2 separate regions of the Homo sapiens genome follow, and region 2 is linked to region 1. Evidence: chromatin contacts called from ENCODE Hi-C or POLR2A ChIA-PET data. All regions are on one chromosome and are shown on one strand. The core of a region is the stretch at or near the end of the contact, and the rest is flanking DNA. Distances in the headings are between cores, read along the strand shown.

Region 1 (3,186 bases), core at 493-2,992:
CAGGTGTTAAACTTTTTTTAGCACCATGCAAACTGGTTTCATTCTTCCAAAACAGGTTTTTGCTTTGGAGTATAAAATGACAAGGGAAATGCATGTAGCCAAGATCCTTATTTGAGCTCATTCGCACTGGTCTAGACCCGTCCAGTGAGCTGGGGGCAGGTCTTGAAGGTGTGATTTGCATGAGCTGATTTGCATCAGGCCTGTGTATTGTTAAATAAAAGATAAGGATGGTTATCTTGGCCTGGAGGAAAGAGAGAATTGGGAGGGTGTTTTGGTGCTGGGTCTCCACCTTCCTGGCTCTGGTGGAGACATTGGTGCAGACTGCCAATTTAAAATAGTCAAAAAGGTCAGAATCTAGTTTAAAGAGAGTTTATTCAAGTGCAAAAGTTAAGGACTGCAGCTGAGAAGACACTTCCAAGTTGCCTTGGGGAGTGCTTCGAAGAACAAAAGAGAGGCTCACATTTTGTTTTGTTTTGTTTTGTTTTTGTTTTTGTTTTTGTTTTTGAGATGGAGTCTCGCTCTGTTGCCTAGGCTGGAGTGCAGTGGCACTATCTCGGCTCACTGCAAGCTCCGCCTCCCAGGTTCACGCCATCCTCCTGCCTCAGCCTCCCTAGTAGCTGGGACTACAGGCACCCGCCACCACACCGGCTAATTTTTTTTTTTTTTGTATTTTTAGTAGAGACGGGGTTTCACCGTGTTAGCCATGATGGTCTCGATCTCCTGACCTCGTGATCCGCCCGCCTCCGCCTTCCAAAGTGCTGGGATTACAGGCGGAGGCTCACATTTTTTAATGAAAAAAAAAAATCAGGAGAAGGGGCTGATTACTAAAGTTGTTTGTCAGGAATTCTCATTGGTTTACAGAAATAACATTGGTTAGTGATTGGCTATACACTTTTCAACTATAGAGTGTATGGCATTTTATGACTACTTGGCCTCAGGCTCTAAGAGGTAATTATTTAGCTCAAAGGGGAGTGAGATGACTGCTGTTAAATTTAAATGTGTTTCTGGGCCTGATAATTTGAGAGACTTGCATTCCTCAGATAAAAGATTTTTCTTTCTCAAGACTCAGCTCCCTTCAGCTTCAGGTGACAAATTGTGGCCCAGTATCAGCCAAGCTTTCTCCCCAGTCTCCAGAGAATGCATCACCAGCTATCATTGAGGCTTGACACCATTGGGAGCATCCAAGAGAGTCTTGGGAATGGACTTTGACCTTCCTCTGATGGGCACCGGCAGCAAGGACAAGGTCCCCAAGTATCATCAGAAAGCAAAGAAAACACCAAACGGAAAGGAAGAGTGTGGGGTGCACCCCCTTGGAGAATGTGGCTGAGGCCAGATGTGAGAGTTCACAGGAGACACCAGCAGAAACACAGACATAACTTGTGACATTTTTCAGTGTTCTAAGACATGTCAGTTCAAGACTGGGCTTTCCCCATTCAACCACTCTACTCACACTCATGTGTGTTATAGACAAATTTAAACTGGAATCTCTTTGATTCCAGAAAGTTGATTTACATTGCAACAGAAATGCTTGTTTAGCTGAATAGGTCCCTAGGTAGTAAAGGGACTCCACACAGCATTATTTCTAGTGAAGTCTTTGATTCACAGAAAGATTCTTAGAAATCTTGCATCAGAGTGTAACAATAAAAAAGAAACTGTTCGGATTTTCATGCAGGAAATGCTCTTGGCCAGCAATCACCCTCAGGAAATTTTCAGAAATGCACGTGATGCCCAGAGAAGTGTTGTTTTGGGAATACCTAGTAATTAGTTCCAAAATCTTACCAAACAGCAGCACAGGCCTATAATTTCTATGTAAACTCAGCTCACTGTTTGAGTCATACTATGTTTCTTTTTTAGCTCAAGATTTGTCATCCACTACAAAAACCTCCTTTCGCTATACAAAATAGACAGCCACTCGAAATTGCTGGAGGGAAAAGCCAGTTTGCACAATGGGGGTGGCATGTTTGGGTGAGAAAACCAGAGACTCGGAGTCAGGAAATGCCAGTTCCTCCCTTCACTCCTGTGACCTAGAGCAAGCACCTTCACCCTTGAGAGTCTGGCCTTTCTTTCTTTCTTTTTTTCTTTTTTTTGAGATGGAGTCTCACTCTGTCACCTAGGCTGGACTGCAGTGGCGCGATCTCAGCTCGCTGCAACCTCCGTCCTCTGGGTTCAAGCGATTCTCCTGCCTCAGCCTCCCGAGTAGCTGGGATTACAGGCACCTGCCACCATGCCAGGCTAATTTTAATATTTTTAGTAGAGACGGGGTGTCACCATCTTGGCCAGGCTGGTCTTGAATTCCTGACCTCGTGATCCACCCACCTTGGCCTCCCAAAGTGCTGGGAATGTGTGAGCCACCACGCCTGGCCTGGCCTTCCTTTCTTGTAAAATGAGAGGGTTAAGTCCAGGTTCGTAGTCAATAACTACGTGTTCAGTAACAGATTCGTACCAGGGATTTCCACAAACTTTCCCCAACCCAATCACCACCACTTCCTTTTAGGACTAAGATTTTCAAGGTCTGCTTCAGTCTTCATAGCTTTACATGTCTGGGAACTTATGTCTTAAATTTTTTTGTAAGAAAATTATCCTGTGTGTAATGGAAATGGAAATATTTCTCTTGCTAACCTGATTTCAACCTGCTGAATATAAATATTCACATAACACAGCATTTATAAAATAAAAATCACTCATAAGTATATCTTTCAGCAGTAACCACAGTTCATATTTTGGTGTGGCAGCATCTAAACGTGTTTCTGTGGAGATCCACACACATTCATTTATCCTAGGGTATTTTCAGAAGTCTTCCTAGTCTCCATCTGCTTTTTTTTCTTGTTTGCCACATGTTATATGGATATCTTTCCATGTCAATATGAGATCGTTTAATGTCAAGAAATACAGATGAAGTCATCATTTTCATGTTCAATGGTTTGAGAACATTCCATCATGTAGTTAAATTATAATTTCTATAACTCTTCCCTATTGGTGGACATTGAGGTTGGTTCCATTTTTTTTTTTTTTTTGAGACGGAGTCTCGCTCTGTTGCCAAGCTGAAGTGCAGTAGTGTGATCTGGGCTCACCGTAACCTCCGCCTCCAGGTTCAAGCGATACTCCTGCCTCAGCCTCCTGAGTAGCTGGGACTACAGGTGTGTGCCACCATGCCTGGCTCATTTTTTGTATTTTTAGTAGAGATGG
Region 2 (3,424 bases), core at 131-2,630, 130 kb after region 1:
CGGATTTGAATATTAGCTGTCGTCTATATGTAAATGACAAGAGTGAAGAGAACCTGTTGCTAAGCACTGTGACCAATTCCTGATGCAGTCCTTGAAGGTTAACCTTGTCAGACTGTTAGGGAAACAAGAGCATAGGAGAGTCAGAGTCACGTCATTTGAAGTTCAGCTCCATCTTGACACTAATAAGGCACATTCCTTGCTGGTCACAACCCACAGCCCTAAGATGTTTACAGTTCAGAAAACAGCTTGATGATACCTGCAAGGACACACTCCTATGACAATGGAATGTCCAGATGTCCCAATATCCATAACAATGCATGCTTCTAAGGTAATTACACGTATGATTTGATGTATTTACACACTATATGACTAGGAGAGTTTTCTTTGAGTCAGCAAAAAATAAGCAATTTTGCCATGCTGTCAGCCCACCTGCACAGAGACATAGCTTATCTTTTGCATAGAAAAGACCCCCATGTAAGAAAAACAAAACAAAGATGAAGCGTTCCTCCTCTTGCTTTCTGAGGATCCCTACTCTGTAACTGCGTATCTTTCAATCAACTCTCTCTTCTCACTGCACTCTGCGACCCGCCTTACATTGTTTCCTGCGTGAGATCCAAGAACCCTCTTGGGGTCTGGATTCAGGACTCCCTTTTCTGGCAACAAGACCTCAAAGCCAGACTCAAAAAGTCAGATTGGTTGCGGGAGATTGCTCGGTGTGCTCTGGAGGAGGACACCTCCCCCCAGGTCCGGTGACTGGGGGGATTCTAAAAACCAGATGCTTTTTTAGACATCTGCCTGTCGTTTATGGTTTATGAGATAGAAAGATTGAACAGGAATATGAGAGAGGAGTGAGAGATCGTTTCTGCCTACAAAGAATTCTCCATTCACTCAAATGAAGCTGCGTTCTTTGCATTCCAGACCGAGAAAGGAGGCTAAGGTATCCATCCCCCGAGGAAAAATAGGAGACTAGATACTTGGCGCTGTTAGCAATCTGGGAGGAGCGAGAAACCTTCAAATCACACAAAGGGTCAAGAACAGGGAAATCATCAGCCGAGTGAGTTCTCAGCAGAGGACCACATGAGAAAGGTGGCCACCCCTCTAGCCAATCATAAACAGAAGACTCACTCCTTAAAGTGCGAACATGGCTCTTTGGTGGGGAGAAGAGATAAGAGGTGGATTTTTACGGGGTTTATAAACACACCATCAGCTCATCTTGAAGACGCAAGAGAAGTTTTCAGGCACAGATGTTGTTTTGCTTTAGGAAGCTAGCGATGTGTTCTTCACAGGAAAGCTGACCAAATCCCAGAATTAATTATTCATTGTCTCCTTCCCCCCTCCCCCCCACACTAAACTGGGTCAGGGAGAGAGTTTCATATTTGTGTTGCTGTTACAGCGCCAGCTCAGAAGTAAAATGATTGGCTGAGACTTGGAGCTTAACAATTAACGTTAAATACAGGCAGCTGGCTGTGTTTTGCTTAAAAGCCACAATCAAGGAATCTGGCAATCTGGAATTTTGTGATGGCTGATGCCTGTTTGTTTTTTTTCCCCCCCCATTTGCACAATTGCGAGTCTTCTGGGAACTTTTCTTTTACTGACACTATGGTTTTGCATGTTTAAAAAATTGGCAGACATCCTCGGAGGTAACGCAAGGTGCCTCGGTGCCATACACAGCCAAGGTGTGCAGTTCCGCGGCCGCATGATTCATAGTTCTGCTCTGTTTGGTAAAAACAAACACTGAAGACGCGTTATCAGTTTATTAGTACAATGTTTAATTGTGCTCTTTTTTTTTCTGTTCTCACTCCGTTAATTGCTCATAAATGGGAAAACAAAAAGGATTGAGTCCTTTTAGCGGTCGGGCTGCTCTGGAGGTGAACTGTATTCTATTGCTTCTAGGGCCACCTTGTGGACAACAAGTGTATTTAGAAATTAGACTTACAGGATGGATTCATTGGGAAAGCGTAGTAGACTGGTAATATGACTTTGGAATTCTTGGTTATAAAATCTAAGTATAATGATAATGACTTAGTTTTTATTAGAAGAACATTCCAGAAAATGTCCTAATTTAGGAAAGGCTAGTAATTGTGGCGAGTATGGAAATCTACCCATCACCATAAAATATATAATGATAATCCAGATTTTATATTTTATAGTTTATTATCAATCATCTAAATTTCCTTACAATTCTTTCATGTGCTGGGGGTGGAGAAAAACCCAGGAGAGAGAGAGAGAGCCTGTTTCTCAACTATCTCAGTATTTCAGATTTCTTGCTGTTTTCCTCACCCCGCTAGATGGCATCTGGCTGCATGAAAGAAGTGACATAACCTTGGGGTGGTGGGAGGAGATACTGTGTCCCTGAGCACCAGTCCTTCATCTGCTAGTTGCAGATGGGCTGGGCCTTCTATGGGTCTCTGCATGGAGCTTGTTGTGTGCAGCTGGTCCCTTCTGGCTGCATGTCAGGTAGGGGTCATGAGTCCCCATGTTCCACAGACCCCATAGCTTTGTGATCTTTGGTCAGCACAGCTAATCTCAGAACCTTTGAGGACACGTTTGTGGATCTTCTGCAGACCATGCATAGGCTCTGGGGCACCAGTAACATTTTCTCAGGATGTCTACGTAGATATCTTATTCACCATTGCTAGTCCTGCCATGTTGGATGTGAGGGTATACCAAAGACCCACTTCCCAAAGACAGGCTTGGGAGTTTCCAAGTTTACCCTAAGGTCGCAGAAAGGGATAGATATCAAAGACATTGGCAACCAACCTCTTCACTCTGTTTTTCTCTCTTCCCTCCCATGTTCCATCTGGGCTAGAAGAGGAAGGTTCTTCTCCTTTCTGTATATCAGAAGTTTTCCTTTCATCACATCTTGCATTCTTTCTTTCTTTTTTTTTTTTGAGATGGAGTCTCGCTCTGTTGCCCAGGCTGGAGTGCAGTGGCACAGTCTTGGCTCACTGCAACCTCAGCCTCCTGGGTTCAAGTGATTCTTCTGCCTCACCCTCCTGAGAAGCTGAGATTACATGTGTGCGCCACCACGCCCAGCTAATTTTTATATTTTTAGTAGATACGGGGTTTCACCATATTGGCCAGGCTGGTCTTGAACTCCTGACCTCATGATCTGCCTGCCTTGGCCTCCCAAATTGCTGGGATTACAGGCATGAGCCACCATGCCCGGCACATCTTGCATTCTTTCTATCCTATGACTTACAGCAAAGCAGCAGAATCAGTATTGCCAAGCTTCACTTAGATTCTTCAGAATTGTCAAAACGATCCTATTTCTAGAGACACAAAAATACAATTTGTGTAGTCAAAGCAGAAAAATCAACTCCTTTTGTGCATTCCTGATGTAATTATTCTAAATCCTCTTAGAGGCAAATGGATGCTTCTGGCAGATTGAGTGAGTATATACTTGGAAATGCAAATAGAAAAA

The links. Hi-C counts contacts between places; a loop is a spot of excess contacts on that map. ChIA-PET counts read pairs that join two places held with the same protein, here RNA polymerase II (POLR2A). Pooled maps may share reads with other maps.
Region 2: a loop to region 1 is called in a pooled map, with 12 times the contacts of the local background. The contact joins two enhancer-like sites. A Hi-C loop is called at or near these places in 1 of 168 maps with a recorded cell type or tissue (dorsolateral prefrontal cortex), 2 of 37 single-sample maps with no recorded cell type and 7 of 50 pooled maps. POLR2A ChIA-PET finds 5 or more read pairs at or near these places in 3 of 52 experiments (A673, H1 and MCF 10A).

Annotation. Positions count from the first base shown.
Region 1 is chr9:87,462,952-87,466,137 of GRCh38, reverse strand. No RefSeq gene overlaps it. Among named protein-coding and RNA genes, the nearest start is that of DAPK1, 33 kb to the left of the region's middle. RefSeq lists enhancers at 202-251, 1,093-1,332. Within about 2 kb of position 1,742, at least 4 of the 41 ENCODE cell types and tissues checked have a DNase peak (open chromatin) inside an H3K27ac peak, as active enhancers do; they include A673, where a contact is called at or near this core.
Region 2 is chr9:87,335,512-87,338,935 of GRCh38, reverse strand. No RefSeq gene overlaps it. Among named protein-coding and RNA genes, the nearest start is that of DAPK1, 160 kb to the left of the region's middle. RefSeq lists a silencer at 2,299-2,468. Within about 2 kb of position 1,380, at least 5 of the 41 ENCODE cell types and tissues checked have a DNase peak (open chromatin) inside an H3K27ac peak, as active enhancers do; they include A673, where a contact is called at or near this core.